Regions from separate parts of the Mus musculus genome. Here regions 2, 3, 4 and 5 are each linked to region 1. Evidence: chromatin loops called from intact Hi-C (ENCODE). Cell type or tissue: left cerebral cortex. All regions are shown on one strand.

The links. Peaks named below come from ENCODE experiments on the same cell type or tissue, not always from the same donor. Only the 100,000 strongest peaks of a DNase experiment are listed, where the experiment ranks them.
Region 2: a loop joins it to region 1, with 2.4 times the contacts of the local background. A loop is called at or near these places in 8 of 42 quality-filtered maps.
Region 3: it touches region 1 in a loop (3.0-fold over the local background); 13 of 42 quality-filtered maps call a loop at or near these places.
Region 4: it touches region 1 in a loop (2.8-fold over the local background); 29 of 42 quality-filtered maps call a loop at or near these places.
Region 5: it touches region 1 in a loop (2.3-fold over the local background); 12 of 42 quality-filtered maps call a loop at or near these places.

The regions. Positions count from the first base shown.
Region 1 is chr11:49,248,367-49,253,366 of GRCm38, forward strand. Mgat1 (mannoside acetylglucosaminyltransferase 1) reads left to right here and starts at 2,186. Exons shown (of 3, transcript NM_001110150.1): 1 at 2,186-2,289; 2 at 3,184-3,308. In left cerebral cortex, CTCF peaks have their summits at 830 and 2,485; DNase peaks (open chromatin) are centred at 484, 2,222, 2,443 and 4,891; H3K4me3 peaks cover 1,236 bases; H3K27ac peaks cover 2,508 bases.
Region 2 is chr11:48,807,005-48,812,004 of GRCm38, forward strand. Trim41 (tripartite motif-containing 41) reads right to left here. Exons shown (of 6, transcript NM_145377.2): 3 at 2,046-2,276; 4 at 1,461-1,483; 5 at 1,121-1,248; 6 at 1-842. The coding sequence ends at 241. Among named protein-coding and RNA genes, the nearest start is that of Snord95, 6.4 kb to the left of the region's middle. In left cerebral cortex, no CTCF peak of the experiment used is centred here; DNase peaks (open chromatin) are centred at 477 and 2,137; H3K27ac peaks cover 297 bases.
Region 3 is chr11:49,186,938-49,191,937 of GRCm38, forward strand. Btnl9 (butyrophilin-like 9) reads right to left here and starts at 152. Exons shown (of 10, transcript NM_172793.2): 1 at 51-152. In left cerebral cortex, a CTCF peak has its summit at 2,990 (motif pointing right); DNase peaks (open chromatin) are centred at 2,998 and 4,361.
Region 4 is chr11:49,196,787-49,201,786 of GRCm38, forward strand. No RefSeq gene overlaps it. Among named protein-coding and RNA genes, the nearest start is that of Zfp62, 4.0 kb to the right of the region's middle. In left cerebral cortex, no CTCF peak of the experiment used is centred here; a DNase peak (open chromatin) is centred at 2,791.
Region 5 is chr11:48,797,782-48,802,781 of GRCm38, forward strand. It overlaps Rack1 (receptor for activated C kinase 1), which reads left to right and starts at 2,579. Exons shown (of 8, transcript NM_008143.3): 1 at 2,579-2,791; 2 at 3,882-4,053; 3 at 4,492-4,639. The coding sequence starts at 2,683. It overlaps Gm36109 (predicted gene, 36109), which reads right to left and starts at 1,622. Exons shown (of 2, transcript NR_166852.1): 1 at 1,600-1,622. It overlaps Snord96a (small nucleolar RNA, C/D box 96A), which reads left to right and starts at 4,252; the gene lies at 4,252-4,328. LOC115485831 (a small nucleolar RNA gene) reads left to right here and starts at 3,084; the gene lies at 3,084-3,151. In left cerebral cortex, no CTCF peak of the experiment used is centred here; DNase peaks (open chromatin) are centred at 146, 2,289 and 2,524; H3K4me3 peaks cover 2,812 bases; H3K27ac peaks cover 1,723 bases.

The DNA.
Region 1 (5,000 bases):
GTAGCCTTTTTGCTGGGGATCATTCTGTGAGCCTTGGAATTTAAACAAAGGGCTGAAGAGATGGATGTGGTGGGGAGTTTCTGTGTTCTGACCTGCTTCCTGTCTAAGTGCCTTGGCAGGAAAGTCACTCTGACATGGCCTGGGCTGCCTCGTCTTCACCATCTTCAGGACCTACTATGTATGGATTTTATCCAGGATGGTGATTTGTGCTCCTTATATTTTGGATATCTTCAGACCAGTTTCCCAACTTTTTACACATCCAGGGAACTTGGTCATTTTTTTCTCACACTTTGGCACTGAGTGTGAAGGCTATAAGTCCCTAATTCCTTTTTATGGGAAGTAGAAAGAGGCCTAAAGTATATAAACATTGGCATTCTCTTGGCACATGCATGGGCTTGACTTTCCTGTCACAGTCTGTGCAGTCAGCTAAACTGGAAATAGTGGGCATACACACACCACACCCACACACAGTCCTCCTCCCTCCCTCATGCGTCAGCCCTTTCCTCTACGTGAGGGCAGAATTCCAGCTGCTACTGTGAAGCTTCTCCGCTGCCCCACTGTGTCCTGTCACATGGGCACAAAGCCATCTCAGCAGTCCTTCTCAAGGGCTCACCAGGGTACCAGGTTTGGAAGCTGAAATGCCTAAATCTAAAATCTGGCTATGACTTCTGACTTAACAGCTTCCATACACCCAAAGCCTCAGACTTCTCTCTGCTGAGCTCTGCAGAGATGCGGGAGAGTGTACAGAGAGGCCAAGAAAACAGGCTTGGACGGAAGGGCAGCTTCCTAGTGTCTCCTGACAACTTTGTTTTACTTCCTCACCTGCCCACAAGGGCCCTTAAGGTACTCCCACTTTCTGCATAATTCCTGGTGTCTGGTACGAACAAGTTAGTGAGTAACACTCAGTAAGCACAGACCTAAAAGTCCCGGTTACCTTGGGGACTCTGGAACAGTAGTGATGAAGTCTGTAGGTAGGAGGGTCTGTCTGAGGTTGAGTATATCTAGTAATCAACTGGCAGTGCCTCTGCTCCCCTCATGGGTGAAAGATCCAAGGGTGGTTGGAGCCAAGGCTTATGCAGAGGGCCAGGCACAGCAGGATGTGGGAGCCAGTGGGGGCTGTGGTACCATGGTGAGTGGACAGTAGGGATTCCCAGACATCTCTGATTCCAAAATGGTCCTGTCAGTGAGATGTGGCTTACTGTGAGTTGCTAATAATGCACGGCTCAGATCTCAGAAATAGTTTGTGCTCCGGGGCCACTGCTGACATCTAAATCAGACCCTGAAACTCCTGGTTGTCATCTTTCCTCCCCCACTCAGGCTGCTTGAGGCTCTGATTGAGGTACTTACCAAGTACTCTGTTCAGTTGGGTCCTGATGAGTCTCCCTGCCCCTCCCATGTTTCTTTTGCTTTAAAAAAATACCAAGGAATACAGATCCAGGGGTTTCCTTCCCCCTCCCATTCATTTTTAGGGTTACTCCAAAAGCCTGTGATTGATTCTTTCCTTCCTCAGGACTTAGGTTCAGTGTACAGGCCTGACTTTGGTTTCCCCGCCCATAAAGGGGCACACACACACACACACACACACACACACACACACACACAAGACAGAACTGAAACGGCGGCAGGCTGGCTCTTACCCACCTTGGGCAGCAGGTGTTTCCTCCCTATCTTCCCTTTTGAAACCGAATACTTGTTGCTTGCACACCCTCACCCCTCTCTTGCTGTTTTTTTTTTTCAACTAATAGTCTGCAACTTCCCTCGCATAGAGGAATGGTTCCCAGGTTCTTAGAATTGAGGTTGGTGAACGCTCTTCTTGCTGAGGAAACGCTTCTAACACCACCAAGTGCTGCACCCCTCAAAGTCGGTGAATCTCTAGATTCACTGGGCTGGACAAGGGACACTCTTGGGAAAAGTCTTTACTGGACAAGGCTCAGGGTGTGAGTGGGGTTGGCATCTACACAGGAGCTGCAACTGAGAGGGAAAGGGCCTCAAACAAACATCTCTGCTACCACTGCCTTTCGAAGTTGGGGGACTTGGGAAGACCCGTTGTTTAGATCTTGACCGGTGATCAGGAAGTCAGCAGTAGAGGAAGGCCCTGGAAGGAGGGGCCAGCGCGGACTCGCCCGTGGCAGGGCGGGGACCAACAGAGGGGCCTAGGGGCTGGGGAGCGCCGCCCCGCCCTCCCGGGGAAGGACCACATTGCCGGCTAGCAGGAAGGCCAACCAGACCGGACGAGGCCGCTCCAGCGCTGGGTGTTGCCGGTCCGGGGCGAGCCTGGTTCCAGGCGGGGTGAGTTGAGAGGATCCGGTGAGCTGGGCCGGGGGACGCCAGCGTCCTCAGTCCTGGGGCTTGTCCCAGGAGGACAAGGACCCCGGAGGAGAGAGGCCGCGCAGCCAGGGGAGTCGGGTCTGAGTCCCGAGTGTGCTCCAAAGCCAGGGCGGTGAGAGTGGCGGGCCCGCCCGGGGCCGCGCAGCGCGCAGTCTCCCCCACGCGGGGAAGTGGGAACTTAACGCACAGCTACAGGATTCCTGGCCTTCAGCTGCTAGAGGGAGGGTGGCTTCTCCAGGAGGAGCTGTTGTGAAACTCGGCAGGAGGGCACCTTGGGTGCGGGGCAGGGCAGGGCAGGGCAGGGGAGAGATGGGGTCGCCCTGAAGAAGTGGGAGACTGGAGTGGAAAGTGGACTTTATGCAAGCCTCACCCCAGCGTCCAGGCTTCATAAGTTACTAGGGCTGGCTTTTGCTCAGCCACAAGGAAAATTTGACTCAATGTTGAAATATGTGATTTGGCAAGAAAACTTTTTTTCCTAGCCTCCTTTCTAGTATGTTTGGAACAGGGGGCTCCCAAGAGGTGCAGAGCCCCCCCATTGTTCAAAATGTGGTTCAGAGGGACTGTGGCCCACCCATTCGAGTCTCCATGGAAGAGTGGCCTTCTGGTGAAGCTTCTTTTTCTTTAACCTTGGCTACTGTAAGGCTCTCGTGCTTGAGAATATTGCTGGCCAGCTTGATTGCCTGTCATTAGTACTATTTAGACTAGAGCGTCCTTGATTCTGGGGTCTTCCCGTTTCCAGTCACTAGTCCTTGACTTTTTAGCATGGAGATCACCAGTAATGGCAACATTACATCCCACTTCTGTTTCTCAGAAGGCTGTATTACAGTGTGTTCAAACTCCATGTCATTGCAACAGGTTAAACTCACTTTCTGCTTCGGACGTCAAGGTATTGCCATTCTAATCCAGACATCAAGGGCGGTGGAGAAGACAAAAGTCGGTTGTCTGTTTACAGAAGAGGAACTGAGGCAGTGGTTCTTCAGGTAACGGCTTCAGGGCTGTCTGTCTGGTGCCAGGCTATAGCAGCATTGTGTTTCCCTTTGACCTGTTCCCAGGTGAATAGCCTGTATCCCTCCTAGGTCTTACCCTCTATACTCTTGAATTATTTAGCATATCTACTCGGACTTCTTTTCAGTTCTTCTTCCCCTCTGAAATTATGGAGCCTGGTACATCATACAGAGTCTAACAAGAAAGTAATTCACTTAGAGAGCCGTTATCTGTGATGGACACTATGTGCTCTGTACTTGTTTAAGCTGTGCTTGCTATCATACTGGCAAAGCAGAAACAGGAGGGACAGTTCATCAACGGTTCTTCCATTTCGAGACTTAGTTGTAAGGCTAGAGTAATGGTTGCTCTACTGCTCCTGGCTGGAAGTTGACTATTTGCTGTTTGCTTGTTGCCTAAGAAACAGCCTCTGACAGAGAGGGGCAAGCATGGAATCCAGAGTGTTAGAAGCTAGATGTGCTAGTGCACGCTTGTAATATCAGAACTCTGCAGGCTGAGGCAGGAGGAGCATCAGGTGTAGTAGGCAAGCTTGCACTATGTGCACCGTCTTAGAAAGGAGCCTGCTCTTATGCGCTCCTTCAGATTAGAATGTGAGAAGGCCCCAGAGGGACTGGCAAGACTTGCCAGAGCCACCTGGCAGCTGGCAGAACCTTCAGTATGCCGAGACTCAGGTCTCACCCCACCATGGTGCAAATGTTGTTGTGCGTGGTGGTGTGGGTTCACCTGCTAGTTTCCTCAAAGGAGTCCTAAAAACACTGGAACCATGAAAGCAAGTTTTAAACTGAGTGTGCATATTACAGGCAAATCTCATAACTGATATATTAAAAACTCAGTTCAGGGTTGATGGATATTTTATTTTGTTATTTGTTTGCTTGCTCTTGTTGTATGTTATGTTTTGTTTTGGTGTATGTATGTATGTATGTATGTATGTATATATGTATGTATTTGAGACAGGGTTTTTCTATGTAACCTTGGCTGTCCTGGAGTTTGCTCTGTAGACCAGGCTGGCCTTAAACTCAACAGAGATCTGCCTGCCTCTGTCTCTGGAGTATGTGATCAAACGCATGTACCACCATGCCCCGCCTAGGGTATTCTATTTTTAAAAGGAAAATATGGCAAAAGAGTTTTCAAGAGGCTTTGTTCATAAGTGCTGTTGCAGTTTAACTTTGTCCTCTTCTCACACACTGGTAGGGTTTTCCATTTTCATTTCTCTTTTTAAAAAATATTTGTGCATATACATGTTTTGCCTGCATGTATGTTTGTGCAGCACTTGCATGCCTGTTTTTTTCAAAGGCCTAAAGAGGCCCTTTGAATTGGAGTTACTGAGAGTTCAGAGCTGCCATCTAGGTCTGGGAGTGGAACCTGGGTCCTATAGAAGAGCAGCCAGTGCTTTTAACAGCTGAGCCGGCTCTCCACCTCATTGCTCTCTCATAGGAATGGTAGGAACTAGCAGTCTCCTTAGGAACTGAAGAAAGCAAAAGTGAGCCAAGGCTGCCTAAAGAAAAAGCTTCAACTGGCCATGCCGTTGACGTCTTGGAGCACTTCCTTCTCTTTGGAACCCAGCCACTGAGTTCACTGGAAGCCTGGGCCACATGAAGGAGCACATGATGGTGACTCCGGCCAGTGTCCCAGTCAACATCAACATTAGATTACACATGTGTTATGGACCA
Region 2 (5,000 bases), 440 kb before region 1:
GGTTATCAGGGACCCATGCAGACCTGTCAGACAAAGTAGGTGAGGAAGGACTGAGCTGGAGGAGTCTAGGAGGTCTTTTTGACTCCTAGAGGGAGAAGCAGCCTGGGTTCAAGAGGGAGCAGGAAGCAACTCAGTAACAAACAGTGGGAGGAATCCAGGCTCCCAAAACAGTGGGCAACCATCCACCACCACCCGCCCCCCCAGTGGTGACCAGAGGGGCCCCTGCGGGTGGCAGGCTGATCAAGGGCAGAGCTTGATTCGGGTACCCTTGGAAAGTACCCGGAAAAAAGGGAAAACACGCTCGCCAAGGAAGGCAGCTGAGAAGGTGTGCACATGGGCTAAGGTATCCGCATTGTAGAAGCCTAGGCGCCCAGCCTCATAGTCCAGGTATACGCCAAAGCGCCGTGGTTTCTCACATGGGCTGAGCAGTGTCTGCTCTGTTGAGCTCTGTGCCTGGTATCGTTTGCCGTGGGTGCCCACACACCACACTTCGCGCTGGAGTAGGAGCTGCTGAGGCAGATGGAGCCGGCGGCGGCGATGATGATGGCGTGAGGAGCTGGCATCCCCACTGCTAACAGAGGACCCCCCAGAGCCCACTTTTTCTTTATGATGGGTTGATTCACGGGCAGCACCCACTGCCCAGCCTCGCCTCCCACCCACCTCTACCTCCCAGTAGTGCCGGCCAGAGCGGAAGCCCTGGGCCCCTAGTACACAGCAGTCAGCTGAGAAGCGCTTGGAATGTTCAGGAACCTCCTGCCGACGTTCTGCCAAGCGGACTCCACGGCGATCAGGGGACAGCAGCAGAGCTGGGTGAGCTGTGTCAGGGTCCAGTGTCAGGTCCACTTGGAAAGAGACATACAAAAAGAGTTAAAACAGCTTCCCATCACACCATCCTACCCCATCTTCTTAGTTCCCACCCTATGTTAGAAGTCAAGTTCAAGAACTATGGGTTCTAACCTTCACCCTAATTCTAACACCTGCTGGCCTGTCCCTGACTTTCCATCTCATCCAAAACTTAGCTGGGCTATCATGGAAGCAACTTTTGGCTTGAACCTCAGAGTAGCTTCCAGTAGTCTACACCATCCCAGTAAGCCAAAAGGAAAGGCAAAAACCTCCCTACCTCTTGCAGCCTGACAAAACATGCGGCTCATTTTCCTCACGATGGCGTCTGTCAGGAAGTCGTGGCTATGGGGTTGGCATGGGTCAGGGGACCAAATCTCTGGGGGCTGCAACTGTATCTCTTCACACCTGGAGGAGGGGGACCAGGTAGGGGGTGGGAGCATGATATTCCCAGAGTGAAGAATGATAGCTAAGGGGAAGGAGCAGAGGGTCTGAGAAGCAGAAACTTAGGTTCTGGGGAGAGAGGGTGGGAGGGGAGGGGAAAAGGAAAGGAAGTCTCAGAGAAGCAGAAATGGGGAACCAGACACTACTAGGTTACAAAGGGTAGAGTGGGAACACACCTATTGAAAGTCTCCTTGATGTCCTGGGAATAACAGAGACAAAAAGAGGGAAAGGGAAAAAGAGAAAGAAAGTGTCAGCTACACAGGGGTCACTGCTCTCTTCAGCAGAGAAAGGTCTGAATGTGAACAGGAAGGGAGAAAGCAGCACCTTCCAGGCTCACAATAAACAAGAATATTTCTCAACTACCATAACTACCACAAAGACTTAATCATCCTACCAGAAACTATCAGAATGCTATTACTAGTTTTTTTTTTTTTGTTTTTTGAGACAGGGTTTATCTGTGTAGCCCTGGCTGGCCTCGAACTCAGAAATCCACCTGCCTCTGCCTCCCAAGTGCTGGGACTAAAGGCGTGTGCCACCACACCGGGCTTTCTTTCAACTCCTAACCCCCTAATTTAAACAACCGAATTTGCATTCTTTAGGTAGGTATGATTGCCACACACATACTCAATACTGTCACCAGCTTTTTAAAAAAAAAGTCTTGTTCGAGGTACAGGCAGTTCTGCAGTAGCTGGAGAGAAACTGCCTAATGGAACAGAGAGGAAGCAGGAGAGTGGATCAGGGCAAAGGGGAACAACGCTCACTTGCAGTAGCCGCAGGCCCCCCTGTTGGCTCCGTTCTTGGGCTTCAGCAAGCAAGCGGCTCAGCTGGGCAGCCTGCTCTTCAAGGCGGTTGGCTGCTGCTCCCGCACGTCCTAACTGAGCTTCGTGCATCTCCCGGAGGCGCCTCTCTAATCCTGCCTGCTCTTCAGCCAGAAACCTTGTTAGCCGCCCAAACTCTGAGGCCACAGCTGCCAGCTCTGACTTCATCTGGCTCTGAAAAGATGCAAAGGCAGACATGAAGACACAGTTCTGTGATCCAGAGGAACCCAGTATGATTCCCAGCACCCACATGGCAGCTCATAACCATCTGTAACCCCAGTTCCTGGAGATCTGATGCTCTCTTTTGGCCTCTAGGGCAAATGAACATATTTGCATACATATACATACATGCAAGCAAAACATCCATACACTAAGATTTAAAAAAGGAGAGTTGCAATGGGAATAGAGGCTACCACCTGAATGAATACACAAAAAGGTAAACTTGACCTTTTCTGTCTGTTGCCTCTCAATCTCAGGCAAAGGAGTCTCACGCTCCCTAACTCCAACGTGTCCTGGGAACGGGAAGAGAAGTCTCCTCCCCCGTCTCAGTCTTATTGACCCTGAGATAGGCCAACTCCTGCATCCTGCTTCACATTCACCAACTGCTTTCTGGAATACTTAGCTCTTCCCTGTCTACCTAACTTGCTTTTCAGATGGAAACTTTCATGTTCCAAAGGACATGAAAAATCTCTCCTCTCCAGATTTCTGTACTACCAACTCTGTATTTCTGACTATATCTCCATAGTGTATGGTATTGGAAATGCTATGTTAGAATACAGACAGGAGTGGGGACACATGTAAAGATCAGAGGACAACTTGCAAGAGTGGGTTCTCGAAGGGCAGTGGTGGCGCACGCCTTTAATCCCAACACTTGGGAGGCAAAGGCAGGCGGACTTCTGAGTTCAAGGCCAGCCTGGTCTACAGAGTGAGTTCCAGGACAGCCAGGGCTACACAGACAAACCCTGTCTCGAAAAACAAAACAAAGAGTGGGTTCTCTCCTTCCACCAACTTGGTCCTAGGGATCAAATTCAGGTTAGCAAGCTTGGTGACAGATACCTTTACCAACAAAGCCATCTTGCCAGTCAAGTTTTGTTTTTGAGACAGAGTCCTGCTCTGTAGCCCTGGCTGACTTAAAACTCACAATCTTCCTGTCTCTACCTCCTCTGCTAGTTTAATTTAAAGATAAGCCACCCGCCCAGCTTTGTGGTGTCCTTTAAGTTTCTCTTCTACTATGCCACATATTCCCACAGATAGGACCGGCATAATCCTTTACCACAGTGTCATCAGAGGCTGGCACAGTGCCAACCACAGGTAGGTACTTGGTAAGAAATTTTTGAAATTACCAAATGAGAGAACTCAGGAAGCAATATATGAAGTGAACTTAGACATAAGGGCTCATGCATATAATGCCAAAACTCTTCAAGACTGAAGCAAGTCAATTATTCCACATCTGAGGCCAGCTTGGGCTACAATATAAAACCCTTTCTCAAAACACAAAAGGAAGATGCCACACAGTTAAGTCCTGACTCTCAGTAGTCACAGTCACCAGAAGAGAGCAGTCACTCAAGTTCTCTAGACTAGGAGTCAGCAAACTCCTGTAAAGTTGCAAACAGTAAATGTTATACACTTAGGGCAACAGGTAAAACATTTTATAGGTATAGCTGCTCCTAGATATTCAAGTGGGTTTGTTTCCAGGAGACCCAAATCAGCAGATATGCAAATAATCCCTTTTTCTCCCATATATTTTAAATGTCTCATAACACCCAATACAATGGAAATACTACCAAATAGCTAAGCTTGTGGTGATTTGAATCAGAAGCCCCCATAGGCTTGGTCCATACTTGATCCCCTGTTGGTGGAAATGTTTGGGAGGATTAGGATCTGTAGCCTTGTTGGAGGTTGTGTCACCTGGATGGGCATTAAGATTTCAAAAGCCCCCACACACCATTCTCTGTTCACCTACTCCTACCCTGAACCATGAGGCCCAAAAAACATTTTATAAGTTGCCTTCATCATCATGTCTCTTCACAGCAATAGAAAAAGTAACTAAGACAATACTGTATAAAGAATAAACACTTTCTGGGGGAGGGATCTTACTATATAGCTGTGGCTGTCCTGGAAGTCACTACGTAGACTAGGCTGGCCTCAAACTCATAGACATCTGTCTGTATCTGCCCCCAAATCTGGGAGAAGTAAAGACTATAAAAACCAAACCAATCAAACAAACAAGTGGTGGTGCGTGACTCTAGTCCCAGCACTTGGGAGGTAGAGGCAGGCAGATCTATCTTTTTGAGTTTGAGGCCAGCCTGGTCTACAGAGCAAATTCCAAGAAAGGCAAGAGGTACACAGAGAAAACCCATCTCAAAAACAAAGGGCCCACATGTTGGCCTGAGTAAGGAGGAGGAACTAACAAGCAGGTAAGGTGGTAGTTGTCAAATCTGGTTTCACTCTCTGCCTCAAAGACACATATCCCAATATACATTTTCTAAAACTCAGAAGACCCTCACAGTATTAGCTTGGGAAGCTGCCAGATAGCACATTGTGATTGACATTTCACAGCAGTGACTCCCTAACGTACAGATGGCACTACTATGAGTTCTAGAAGCGGCAAGGCCCAGACTGACCAGGAAGGAAGGAAAGGGTATTCCCATCTGATGATGGCTGAAGCTTAGCTTAGCCACAGTACTAGTTCCAGTCCAGCAAGGCCTGCGAGGCTTCTGAGAACAGACAGGAAATTGAAGGAGGTAAGCTAACGTAAATGGGCTGAGAACACCAGCAAAGAGGACAGGAGGTCTCTGCAATGCTGATGATTACTAATTCTATCTTTTCCTAACAGTCTGCCCTTCATCCAGGACCCAGCAAGCCTGTCAGACCACAGCCCTTAATGTTCAGAGAAGC
Region 3 (5,000 bases), 61 kb before region 1:
GCTTTCTGTTTCTAGAAGGTTCATACAAGTGTTGCAAAGGAGCCACGTACCTTTCAGGTAACAGAAGAAGATCCAAGCGGTAGAGGGATGCTGGCAATCTCACCTCCCTCTAAAGGGGGTGATTGTGAAATGTTAGTCCCTGATGCTAAGCTGCTTTGGATGTGGGCTGGCAGCTGGGTTCAGGAAGAGGATGCAGCTCACTGGTGACAAAATTACTCGCCCACCTTTCACCTTAGGACATAAACTATTGGTTCTGCCCTTTGTTATAAAAACCAAGATAGATAGAACAAAACGAGGAAGTCTCCGTCATATCCCGTCCTCGTGGAAAAAAATCTCAAGCTAAGTTCCCATAGAAAATGACCCTCCAGTGTCTTAAAAAGAGGCCAAAGGTGCCTGGGAACTTCGTTAGAACAGGCTGCATCTGCAGGTGGCTAAGAAGAGAAAAAGAATGCCCAAGCTGGCCATCCAGGATTTCTGGATAGATCAAGCTGGATATCCAGGGAGGCTGGATGGTGGTCCAAGGCCAGCCCCTCTAGCTTCCCAGTAACACTGAGACAGACTGCAGTCTCCATTAGAAGTTGGGAAGTGCTTGTGCCCAGCTCTGACTTAACCCATCATATCCCTCTCTGCAGGGAAACACCCGGCGGAAACCTCCTGGGAACACTGTCACAAGCAGACTTAGAACAGCGTTCATATACAGCGCGGAAACAGTGGGGTATAAGCATTTCTGCAGTGAAGCTGCACTCTACATGAAGCTGAATGCGAACAGAAGAGAGGCTGCTAGAGGTGGCGAATCTACCCTTCTCTTGAGTTTGTTCTATAAAGTGTGTCCTTCCTCTTCAAGACTCTCCAGTCACTTAACCTTCACCCCTTGCTCTTGCTTTCCCACAGTCCTCTCTCTGCATTCTCCATGTGGAGATCCTCCTAATCTCTCCACGGAGCCGGAAGGCAAAGCTGTGTCACACGCTCCGCCCATGCGCATGGCATTCTATAGGTCTCTTTCCTACCAATCGGCACTCTTTCCAAGATCCTACTCAAAATTCCTGCCTCTGATGGGTGGACTTGACCTCTTCCCATGTGCACACTTCTTTCTTCCCAGTCTTCGTGCAGGGGGTCTCTGAGACCGCCATAGCCTGCAGAGTATGGTCCATAGGAGCCGAGAAGGTAGTTTGGTTCAACACAATTAAGCAGCCGATATTGGTTCAAACTTTGGGCGTTTTACCCCCAAGTGGTTTATTTTAGGCATATGAATGCCCTACACATAAATAAATGTGCCTGCAATGGAAATCTGTGTAAAGTGCATATGATGCCTTCCAAAAAGAAAATAGGCTCTATGGATTGAGAAAAACAAGCTTATGATAAGGGTCTGGGGGAGGGTCCTGTGGGGTCTCAGACTCACAGACAGTACAAAGGTCATTAGGCTATTGACCGTGTCTGCTGCCAGCCTTCTGGGCAGCTAACGGGTTATGACTTCCTTCTTTCGAAGGATCAATCCTGTGTTTAGCACTCCAGACTCCCCAGGTGCTTATCTGTGAGCACAAGGACCTCTGGGCCGCCTATATCTCCCTCGTTTTTACTTTTTAAAGAAAAATTATGGTTGTAATAGAGTCCAAGGTTGAATGCATTACCTTCATGGCTGGTATAACTAACTAACACAGGCAAGGATAAAATAATTATAATAATAGCTAACAGAGAATCAAGGAAAGGGCAAAGCCATCTTAACATGATGGGTATTCAGAGGTCACTTGAGAGATTTTATCTCTTTATGCAAATCATGAATTTGACCTTCTGTAATGTGAGAGAAATCTAACACAATAAAGAAACATGTCAGGAAATTGTTGACAACCAAAATAATGCTCCAGCAACAAATTATCTATAGTAGCTTTATTTTGTAAAACTGTGACTCTAAATTCAACCATCTCTGGGTTAATTTCTGATAATATTTTTGCTATAATATTAGTAGTTTTACTACTAATTATATACTATAGTAATTATACAGGCCACTCTCTGTATTCCAGGAATCATTCCTGTGATTGGTAATAAGAAAGCTGCTGTGGATGCAACTATTACAGGGTCCCATAGATGCAACTTGGAGGGAAGTCTCTTAATTCTGCTGATCAATTGTAAAGCTTTCCTGGAAAAATGGATGTAATATGGCCTATCCCACATAACACCATTCACACAGATCCATCCCAAAGGCAGTTGTTTGCCAGAGGGAAGGGTATGGTTAGAGGTGGGATTACAATCAGGAGAGATATAAGTTATATATAATTTAAGATAACATGTAAAGCATATTCAATGTGATTAAAAAACAGCATTGACAGGAATATCAGGGGATCCTGGTGCAGATGGATTCTAATGCATATGAGTAACTCCTATGCTATATATATATATATATATATAATTATTATTATATATATATTATATATATTCCAGGAATAGATGGGTATCTTCTGATGCAAAAAGATTACTCTTGTTAGCTGTCAGACACCAAATGAAGCCAGAGTTTGTTTTATAAATCACTGGCAACAGATAGTGCTATTTTGCAACAATATCAACTTTGGTAAGCAGTATGACAGACAGTATTTTTTATCTTTATACAACTATAATTTCCACTAACAAAGCTTTCTAAAGAGTGATTAATTATGCTAAAATCCACACTATTACACCGGGCTGATCAACTAGATTAGTCCATCCACAATATCCTCCATTAATATTCCATAAGTAACAAAATTTCTTAAGCCATTTGCCTTTATAAATAGGACCGTTATCAGATTTTAGTTGTAATGGGAGTCCTGGAAAGGAAACATATATAATAAATGATAATGGTATCTGAGGTTGCTTCACCCTTGTAAGCAGAAGCAACACATCATATTAGAAAAAGTATCAACTGTTACACGGACATATTTTAAACGTCCAAATTCTAAGATATGAGTAATGTCTGTTTGCCTAATGGTGTTAGGTTTCAACTCTCGAGCATTAATTATGCCAGCAGATGGCGGCAGTGTGAAAGAAGAACGTGATGGTCTGTCGAGCCTGCTCCCTAGGTAAAAAGATTATACCTGTATTTGATGAAGTACCAGAGATTTTTGAGCAGCCTAAAAATAAAGTATTAGAGGTAGGGAATAGGTCAGTGCATAGGTTCGAGCATTATCAAATATTAATGGGCCTGGCAGATTAGATTGAGCATGAATATGAGTTATGAAAATGTTGAGACTGGTTGTCTCTTTGAAGGGAGTAACATTAGTAATAGGGTTGGGTTAAGGCTTGCAGTTTCTAAAAGAGAAACCGTTTGAGCACAATACACAGAGCCAGTTAAAATATTTAGTGGCTGAGAAACAACTAATCAACACTGATTGATTACAGCGAGTTCAGACTGTTGAGTGTACAACCAGCGGTGGGTATAGTCTTCTTTGTGAGGAGTGTGTGGAATTTGTATATAAAACACAAACTCCTTGTCCTTTTGAAGATCCATCCACCTGCAAGACAGACTGAGAACTGTTGCTGCAGGCTCTTTACCAGTAAGCTGTTTAAGATATGCCCTTCTTATCATTGTCAAGCCTATAAGTTCTTATAAGTAAGGAGTTGCAGATCATGGCAGAGAATTATGGTACGCATAAATTTCTATACCATCACCTCATCATTCCAGTAGGTGGTGAGCAGGAAGGAATGATAAGTAATTGATAAGGAAGAAAGGGATTAATGACATGAACATGAAGTATTTGCTACAGCATGATTTAATAAACCAATAGCTCTCTCTGCTTCAGGTGTTATGTTTCTTGCAGCATTTAACTGGGAGTTTCTGGAAAGCAACTTAAAGAATGGAGCCAATCCTCAGTAGTAATAGGCATAGAAGAGTGCTCCCAAATGACGTGGCCATACATTTTTTTGTAAGTAGTCGAGGGTATATTGTTAGGAATGTTTTAGGCTGAGAGGATGATGGCTAATTAATTATTGAGCAATAACATATCCGAAATAATTATGAGGTGATTGCCTTATTTTACTCAGATCTATGTTCAAATTTTCATGAAAGTTATGTACTCATTTAAGTATTGATTAAATGAGCAAGAGATGGGGATGTCTTTCCCAAGATCCCATTCAAAATTCCTACTTCTGATGGGCATTCTGACAGGCAAAGATCCTCTCCCTGTGTGCATATCTCTTACCCCTTAGTTTGAACTTTCATAAATGTCTCGTTGAGGCACATTGGCATGAGGCACATTTCCTCTGTGTGCCTGCTTCCTTTCCAAGCACTCTTACTCCTCCTGGAGTCCAGGGATCCGTGCTTCTTGGCCTGTGACATATTCTGCATTCTAAATGCCAGTGAGTCACTTGGATTGCCATGCAGGAGAGAATTTCATGAGACAGACATAAGTTATGCTTCAAACTGGACTAAGGATTTCTTTTCCATAGCTACTAGCCTTGATCTAACTTTACATTCCAAAATAAGCTCAGCTCAGTCACTGTGTGTTATAATCCTGTGTACTTTCATGTTGACCTAACTTTACATTCCAAAATAAACTCAACTCAGTCACTGTATGTTACGACACCGTGTGCTTTCATGTTGGCCTACCTTTACACTCCAAAATAAACTCAGCTCAGTCACTGTGTTATAATCATTTGTACTTTATTTTCTGAATTTGCAAAATTTTGACATCCTTTCATGTTTTTGGCTTTGAGTAACCTTGCTGAGGTGTTACCTTTTTTTTTTTTTTTTTTTTGCACTGCTCTTGTTTATTTCAGCACTAACATTATATCAATCCAACAGTGGGTTTAACATTTGTATTCTGCTTGCTAAAAATTTGATGTACGAATGTGTCTATTTCTCTCTTTAAACATTTGGTTGCTTTCACTTAAAAAAAAAAAAAAAGTGTGACTTCGGTGTCGTCTGTGTAGCAAGACTGATTTAAAACCCACCGGAGTACGGGGCATTTGTGAAATGTTTTAACCTCTTAGATTTCTGTTTCATATTTTTCCATGATATGTTTGTTCAGCTACAT
Region 4 (5,000 bases), 52 kb before region 1:
TGGAGTAAGCGGGTTCCTGCATCAGCTTCTTAAGCAGCTGGGGCTACAGATCTACACCACAGCACCTGGTTCATACCACTTTATAAAGAGTTCCCCCTCTTTCTTCTTCACAACTGAGTATGGTGTTTTGGTTTGAACATGTTCTCCTCAAAGTTCATCCCTTGACAGTCTAGCCCCTCACACCCCAAAATATAATCAAATAACTCAGCTATAAACAGCTAAATTGAAGTCATGGTAGAAAAGGTTAATATATGACTGGTTTCTTTGTAAAAATGTGGGCATATGGCAATGTGCACATAGACACAAATGCAGGCAGAACACTATGAAGACAGAGAGATTAGGATGGTTATGTCCATGTGCGAAGGGACACCAAAGATTTTCAGCAAGCCACCAGGAGCTAAGCAGAAATTGTCGAATAGATTTTGTGTGAAGCCTCAGGAAGAAATAAGCCTGGAATCTTTTTTTTTCTTTAAACTTTGTGAGCAAGCTGGGTAGTGGTGGCACACGCCTTTAATTTCAGCACTCCAGAGGCAGAGGCAGGTGGATCTTAGTGAATTCAAGGTCAGCCTGGTCTACCGAGAGTTCCAGGACAACCAGGGCTACACAGAAAAACTCTATCTCAAAAAACCCAACCAAACCAAACCAAACCAAATCAAACAAACAAAAGCAAAAAAAACCAAAACCAAAAGAGCAATTTTGTTTATGTATGTGCATGTGTGTGCATGTATGTTATGCATGGTTGTTTAGGCCAGACATGGACAATGGGTGTCTACCTCTACCACAATCATAATCCACCTTACTTTGGAGACAAGGTCTCTTAGTAAACCGGAAGCTCATGGATTCAGCCAGCTACATAGAACTGCTGGTTTCTACATCCAGGTTCTGCGGTCGCAGACCTGTCCTGCCAAGTTTGTCTTCTTATTTACACGTGTGCTACAGATCCAAATTCCAGGACTCACTCTTTCACAGCAAGCACCCCACTTACTTACTCACTGAGCCACCTTCCTGGACTTGTCGTCTCTTTTCATCTTGGGTTTTAAGCATCCTGAATTGTGTGACAGTATGTTTTTGTTGTTTGCAGTGTTTTATCATGGCAACCCAGGGAAACCACACGTGAATATACATGTATTCCTTCCATACTTTAGACTTTTACTTAAAAATTGTGGGAAGCCACATATGCCATTACAAGGTGGCGCTGGCTACCGCTGGCCATCACGCATAAGTTGGGGTAAACAACCAATGTGTACATATGCAGTAAAGTTTTTTGCTGAGTCACTGCCAGGCCTGGGCATGTTAATGAGGTTCTGTGAGGTACTGAGAGCATAACCAATCGGATGTAGACATGTAAATGAGGTAGTAAATGCATAACCAATCCGGGTGTGAGACACACCTCTCCTAGGCCTATATAAGCAGCACCAGTTCTGGGCTCAGGGTCTTTTCACCTCTGCAATCAAGCTCTCCCAATAAACGTGTACAGAAGGACCCTGTTGTGGCGTCTGCTTTGCTGGTGAGTCGGGCGCTCACAAAAAATATTACTAAAAATAATTTTACTTAATTAATACAACGACGAATCACCTTTCACTATGTCATTTCACAATGTGTGTTAGTCTGTTTTCTGTCACGATGAGAAATACCTAAGCTAAATCAAATTAAAGAGAAGAATGGCTTAATTTGGCTAACAGTTTCAGAAGTTGTAATCCATGATTTCTTGGCCCTATTGCTTTAGATCTGTCTGTGGCAGCATAGTATATTGTAGTAGGAGCATGTGGTATAGGAAAAGCTGCCCACCCCAAGTCAGCCAGAAAGCAAAGAGAGCCAGCAGGTCACATTCTCAATGGCCTAACTTCCTTCAGTAGGTTCAGCCACCTCCTAATAATGTCACAGTCTGGTGACTAAGACTCCAATATTTCTCCAGCCTGTCTCGACCTGGCAGCCTCTAACAATGACGTGGAGACTTTTATTATTTATGAAAGCTTAGTCCTTATACCTTAGGCTTGTATAACTTAATAACCAGTTTATCTGGTCCACATTTGTCACATGGTTCATTACCTCTCATTCATTCCCTGTACACCTGACTTCCTCTGTGTCTGACTGGCGAATTCCACCTCTCAATTCTTTTCCAGAGTTCCTAGTCTTGCCCCAAAGTCCTGCCTTTCCTCCCCTGTCCTGCTATGGGCTGTTAGCTCTTTATTAAACCAATCACAAGGTGAGGAAGAAGAATATTTACAAAGTACTCAGGCAAGTGATGATTCAATAAAAAGAACAATACCAAGGTCCTGCCTACACTCAACTCTGTGCACGTACAGAATTCAACATATGAAAAATACAATCTTTACATGGTACACCAGAACTTTATCCCAACACTAACACAAAAGTCTCTTAAGGACATTTTGGATGCAAAGTATAGCACTATAGTTATGCCACATGGTGAGTGTCTACAGCATAACTGCTATGGCAGAAACTGTGTGCACATGAATCCATGCTGCCTAGTGTCTTCCCCAGAAGTTCAGCCAGGACACTCTGGCCCGCACAGCAGAGTTCTACCCAGTATGGTTGTTCCAGACATAGGTACCTGCCATTCTGATAGGAAAAAAAAAATGTGTTTCTGTCAAGTTTGGGTTTGCATTGTTTGAAAAAGGATATTATTTATGTATATGAGTGTTTCGCTTGTATATATGTATGGAAGTGTCCCTGTGTCCATTCCTAGTGCCTGTGTAGGTAAGAAGACTGCAACTGAAGTTATAATTATGAGCCGCTGTGTGGGTGCTGAGACACAAACTCCAGACCTTTGCAAGAGCCGCAAGTGCTCTAAACCCATGAGTCATCTCTCCAGCCCATGGTTTGTATCTTTTTATAAGTTATTTGTAGGAGCTTTCTCTGAATCCTCCATCTTCCTTATGACTTTTAGAAAAACCTGTGGTTGGGGGGTGGAGGGAATGGTTCTTTGTGACATAAGATGTAAATATTTTTCGTAGGTAGTAAATTGCATTTTTATTTTCTTTGTAGTGATTTTTCCATAGAGTATTTGACTATGGGGTGTTTGAGTTTGCCATCCTTTGTGCCCCACTACTTATCTTTTAAGGTATAATTTTTAAAAAGGAAAGCATTTCAGTATTCCAGTATGATCATAATTTCTCTGGGGCTGTTTTCCTAACAGTTGTACTGAAGTGGGACTAGTAGTGCTGGCGACTAACATGTGCAAATTTATTTATTGATGACAGAGGTTTGCTGGGTTGCCCTCGATACCCTGGGCTTAAGTCATCTTGGTGCCTCAGCCTCTTACATGTCTGAGACTAAAAGCAGATGCACCCTTCTCAACCCCACTCATGGTTCATACTTGCATTTTACACTTAAATCTTTTATACATATTTATATTTAAATTTAAGTTTAAATCAAAATTTATCTGCTTTGAAATGCCTCCCAGTTGTCCCGTGCTATCTTCCCCACACTGATTTAAAATATTAAATGCCGACCCTATGTTGCTCTTTAATTAGTTTATAAGCCTGCCTTGGAAATATGTCCACTTAATTACTGATAAGTTTTAGTAGTCCTCCCCCGTCTCTGGTTCTTTCTCTAAGGCATTTACTGGCTAGAAATAAGCAAGAGTCTCTACTCATTGTCCATGTAAACTTCAGGACCAATGGTGGGTTGCAAAGAGGTTGTGACTGTAGTTACGAGAGTCATTACAGATGAGAAGGGGGCACCTTTGAGTCTGAGTCATTCCTCTCAGTGGAATCCAGGAAACTTTGCATACGTTCAGTTGCACTTCTGCGTTCCCGGGAACACTGCAAAGTTTCTTCATATAGGTCGTGCAGGTGTATTGTTAGCTCCTATTTCATTTTCTGCTGGTTCCTATTATAAATGTACTTTTGCTTCATTTATTAGAATTATAGTTTATGCATAAGGAAACTATTGCTTTCTCTGTTAATTCTGAAAACACATACTTTACAGTGTTGTCTCATTGTTTATTCTGGTTTTCCAAGTTAATTCCCTTGAGCTCAATAAAAATAAAATCTTGTTATCTGAAAGTAGGATAATTATATGCTTGCTTTGCAGTGTTTATATTCTATGTTTTTTTTTTTCTTATCCAGCTGCAACAGGAAGTAATGATAGTAACTGGTAGGTAGTTATCTTCTGGCTCTCTCATTGCTTTCACTGTTTCCCCTGCCACACTCTCTAGTGCCCCAGTCCTTACTGTCCTTATTTTAGGACTTGTAAAAATGTCCTCTCTTTGTCCAAGATGCATACAGAAAAACTGTTGTACAGTATTGTTTATTATAGACCTAATTTAGTTTTTATACACTTAATTAGGAAGCACTTCATACATGAACAAGAGGAGAATGGCTAATGAGATTCTAATTCAACAGAACAACACAGAAAACAGCATTATGAGAAATCATAATGAATAACACTATATTTTAAATCACTAAAAAGTGCATAGGTAGCATGATTGCAACACTCTAAAAAAGAAAAAATCCATTCAACTGGTGGTAGAAAAAGGAAGGAAGTCTGTGTGTGGTAGCATACAGACAGGCAGATCTCTGTAAATTCAAGGCCAGCTTGATCTACATAGTGAGTTTGAGGCCAGCCAGAATTACAGAGTAAGAATTTGTTCAAAAAAAAAAAAAGTGTGTGGGATCTTATATAAATGGTGGTTATCACTAGGTAACTATTCTGTTTTTATTCTTTTTTTTTCTTAGCTTGGATATCCAGTGCCAATTTTACATTTATAATATATCTTAGTTCATACTAGCCATATTGCATGTGTTTATTAGCCACCAAATGTACATAGTAGCTATACAACAGGTAGACAGTCTTGGTAGCTGTTCCAAAGGACAAGTGCTAAAAAAAGGACTCTGTGTGTGTCTCTGTGTGTTTGTGTGTCCACGTGAATGTCTGTGTTTGTGTGTGTGTGTGTCTGTGTCTATGTGTCTGTCTGTGTCTATGTCTCTCTCTCTCTCTCTCTCTCTCTCTCTGTGTGTGTGTGTGTGTGTGTGTGT
Region 5 (5,000 bases), 450 kb before region 1:
CAGTTTTCACTAAGGAAGCTGGTATGTGGGTGTAGTGGCTCACCTCTCTATGTAGCATAGCGTAGTACAGAGATAGCCAAGTGCTAGCGTGACCCACTTAATTTTAGTTAGAGCAGCAAACTAGCTTTAGGGTAAGAAAGGACAGGTGACTTCCAGAACCACCAGAGAAACACAAGAATGGCTTAAGGCTTGGAAAAATGAAAGACAGCCAGTTGGGTCTACCAAAGAGACAGATGATGTAAAACCTTGGGGTGCTAAGAAGGCATCCCTCTGGTTGTGAAAGAACACATCCAGGGTAGTACCCTGCATATTCCACCGAGACTACAACGGGTGAGTCTGCAACAGGCCGGCAGAGCAAGTGGTCTTAATTGAGAGACCCTGGTTTTTACATCTCTGAGCAACCACAGGGGGCTGCAACTTCACACAACATTCACCTAACATATACCTTCCTTTCCAAATGCCTTCCAGTGCACCTTGCTAAGGTCCCCTAATCCCAGCAAACTCTGGCAACTCTCACTGCTCGGCCTACGGATCCCAGCCAAAAGCCTTTGCAATGGAACTATTCCCCAGATACCCACAAGATATTGTGCTTTCACATCTGCCTATGGCTTCCCTCCAAACTTAACCTCACTGTCTTACCCCACCATGATAAGACGTAAACTACAAACAAAACAAAATGGCCATCCGGCTTCTTTCTTCCTTCGGTTCTTATCTGTGACCTAAGCTGGCTTGCCTGGAATTTACTAAATAGACTAGGTCAGCCGTGACATCAGTGATCTTCCTACTTCTGCCTCCTGAACACTCGGATCCCAAACCTCTGACACCATGCTTAGTCTCCTATATTCCTTTATTCTCCGCACTACCATATTTTATAAGTACTAATTTCAATCTCTTATCACAGATAAGAAACTAAACTCAGCTGGATGATGGTGGTGCATGTCTTTAGTCCCAGCGCTTGGGAGACAGAGGCAGGTGAACTCGGACTTCAGGGCCATCCTGGTCTAGAGGGCAAGTTCCAGAGCAGCTAAGGCTACACATTGTCTGGAAAAACAAAACACATAAGAAGAGGAGGAGGAGAAGTTAAATTCCATGCAATTTACGAATAGAAAAAAACAAGCCAGCATGGTCTACAGAGAGCCAGGGATACAAAGAGAAACACTGTCTCCAAAACAAAACAAAACCAAAAAAAAGAAAAAAAAAGAAAGAAAAACAAATACTTATACCTAGGGCTTGGTGTTTTAGGGCTATAATCTTAGTTACTTGGCAGGCTGAGGAAGGGAGATCATAAATTTAAGGCCAATTTGAGCTATGCACATCCTGAATCAAAACGAAACAAGGTTGAATGTGGTGATGAATTCCATCATCGAGGCCAGCCTGGTCTACAGAGTGAGTTTCAGGACAGCCAGGACTACACAGAGAAACCCTGTCTCGAAAAACAAAAAACAAACAAAAAAACGAACAAAAACTAAACAAGGCTGGGAGTTGGGTGGATTTAACTCTGTAAGGCACTCTTCCTAGCATGTGGGAGTTCAACCCATAGCACTAAAATAAATAATTAAATGTATCCTTTAGTTCACATAGACATTAGTGGTTGCTTACCTTCCTGACCTGTGTGTGCTCCTTAAAAAAAAAAAAAAAAAAAAAAAAAAAAAAAAAAAAGTGAAGCTGAACAAATCGGCTGTAGCCAAACACACATGGCAGGAGAGAAAATTCCTGACTTCAGCCAGTGCTCTGTGGCAATCACAAGCGCACTCACACACAAATACTTTAAAACATACAGTTAAAACTTTTTAAGGCCAGATCTGTGACATTTGGAAACACTACAAAATTTGAACACGTGTTGAGGTCATCGGGTTGCCAGGCTATCCGTGTTCCTCTGCTTCCCCGTCCGGGAACACTTCTTTCAGGGCAGCACAAGACAGACCAGCAGGCTTTTCTGGGGAATGATCAGAGGCACAGAAAGGGCTTCCAACAGAATCCCCAGAAATCTGAACCCAGCACTTCCTCCTTTATAGCCTCGCCGGGCGGCGGCTCGGTTTATAATTCCAGTACTTGGGAGACAGAAGCAGGTCGGTAGTTCAAAACCATCCTTGGCAACACAACCAGTTTAAGACTAGCCTTCGCTACATGAAATTTTGCCATAAAACAAACAAACAGGCCAGATTTGCTGGCACACGCCTCTAATTGCGACTTTAATTGTACTTCCGTAAGTCAAAGTTGGAGCCGGGGTCTCCAACCAAGGAACTGAACAGAAGCGGAAAGGGCGGAGCCGCGTCTCTGCCACGTAAGGGCGGAGAGGCCACTGTAGTTTGCTTGTGTGCCCTCAGCCCCACTTCTGCTTCCACGGCATGCTTTAATCTCCCGAGAAGCCTTTCTAAAACCCTGGCGCATCTGGCTTCAGAATGCATTTGTACAGCGCTGCCAAACTAGGTTGCGTGGCAGAAGAAACGACGATACTTGAGACCTACTCTCCCAGTTCCTCCCACTTCTCAGTGCAGCTATCTTTGAGCAGCAGTGAATCATGGGAATCCCCGCCTTGCTCTCCGAGTATTTCCGGTTCCGGCGGAGGCCGCTCTTTCTTTTTCTCCACAGGGTCGTGGTGGCAGCCGCTGTGGTGCTTGGCTCTCTGAGCTATCCGGTGCCATCCTTGTCGCTGCGGCGACCCTCGCATCAACTGCAGCCATGACCGAGCAGATGACCCTTCGCGGGACCCTTAAGGGCCACAATGGATGGGTAACACAGATCGCCACCACACCGCAGTTCCCGGACATGATCCTGTCTGCGTCTCGAGGTACGGGCTGCATGCCGGGTAAATCACCCGGTGTCCTGGGGACTGCATGAGAGTCTCGTGGTTAAGCAAGTGGCGCGCGTGTTGGCTCGGTTCATTCCCCAACCCAGTTGTTAGTTGGGGCGTGCATACCCCAACTTGGGCCCCAACCGGGACGACCCTTTACACATGAACGGAAACCGAGACACGTCGCGCAACTGTACTCACACCCCACCTCCCAAAGTTGGCGATTTTAAATCTCTCGCTTGCTTCCTGGAGATGTGTTTAAGTAGTTTTACGGGGCTACAAGACGGGCGGAGCAATGATGACCCCAACATGCCATCTGAGTGGCTTTGCTGAAATCCAGAGGCTGTTTCTGAGCTGTTGTCGCCTGGCCCTAAACTATAGACAGTGGGTAAACTTTGTAGATGCCTTGTTCCCCACATTTCCGGACTTGATTGTCCCGCCCTAGGTTTTCTTGTAACTAATGATTTTTTTTCTTTAATGATGTATCTTCATGTGTATTTCCTCCCTACCCACCCCAAAATTATGCTCATTTTCTCTCCTACCTAATACTAGGCTTATTATTGTCCGTTTCTGTGTAAGTTGGTTCGTGGCTAGGATTGTGTCTGATGCTACAATAACGGCTGCATTTATTTCAGTAACTCTCAGGCGGGAAAGGCTGTCTCTGCTCAGCCTACATACACCCAAGTGGTGCTTCTGCTGTTAATTAGTCTCGGGCCCGGACGATGACTAAGGTTAGGGTTAGTTTCCCAGACCCTGCATGGTAGCTTGCAGTCATCTGAAACTAGTTCCAGGAGACCTGACACGCACTTCTGAACACCATAGACACAGGTAGCACACATATGTATGTAGGGAGCCACTTTAAATAAAATACATTTTGAATGTGGAACTTAAGTCTCAATCCCAGGAAGTGTGGTGCCCATAGTCTCACATTACAGCTGAGATCTACAGCTCTTGATATTGTAGAGTAGTAAGCCTCTTTTATTTATAACTTGAAGTTTCTCTGTCCCGTTTACTGGCCCCAGTGACTTTAAGACTGTAAATGGTGCACAGTAAGTAGGCTTATACCAACCTTTACCAACCCTTTTAGACAAGACCATCATCATGTGGAAGCTGACCAGAGATGAGACCAACTATGGCATACCACAGCGTGCTCTGAGAGGTCACTCCCACTTCGTTAGTGATGTTGTTATCTCCTCTGATGGTCAGTTTGCCCTCTCGGGCTCCTGGGACGGAACGCTGCGCCTCTGGGATCTCACAACGCAAGTAGCTGCTTTGGAATCTTGGGGGGAAAGTGGGCAGAACTGAGGTAGATTCGCCGGGGTGCAGTCTCCCCTTGGTAATTGGTCCTTTTGTAGAGGGTAAAGCAACATTTGGGGGTGTTGTTTTAAACTGGGTACCTATGAAGTGTCTCATCTTGTACGTTGTCTTAGATGGGCATTTGGCAGATGTAATAGAGGATCCTAGTGATGACAAGACGACATTGTCAACCAATCCCCCACAAGGGAATGAGGACATGTCCTGCAATTCTGAATGGGTTCTCTGATACATGTCAGACATGACATAGGCTAGTAGTAGGTTCTAAGCCACGTGTGGACTGTGTGGGGTAATAGAGCCTACGGGGCAAGGATGAAGCTAGGAAAAGGCTCTAGCTGGATGGACAAAACCTGTCTAGAAAGTGACCAGGTTCTCCTTCTTAGGGGCACCACCACAAGGCGATTTGTCGGCCACACCAAGGATGTGTTGAGCGTGGCCTTCTCCTCTGACAACCGGCAGATTGTCTCTGGGTCCCGAGACAAGACCATAAAGTTATGGAATACTCTGGGTGTCTGCAAGTACACGGTCCAGGTAAAGGGATAAGGGTGGTAGGGACAGCATGTTCAGGGCTACCTCCCGCCCCCTGGGGACTTGGGTTGTTTCTGAGGTGGGTTCCTCACTAGGTAGTCCTGGTGGCCTGGAGTGATCTGACTCCTAGGTGTTGGGGTGAAGCTGTGTGCCACCGACTGCCTCTTTAGCTTTTCATTGTGTGTTGTTAGTCCTGTGACTGTCTGGGGTTGTTTTTTGTTATTTTTAAGCTAAGCATGCTGGCTTGTGACTGGCATGGGACTTACAGGCGTTGGAATTTTATTTAAGTACGCTGTAGCTGTCTTCAGACACTCCAGAAGAGGGCATCAGATTTTGTTAAAGGATGGTTGTGAGCCACCATGTA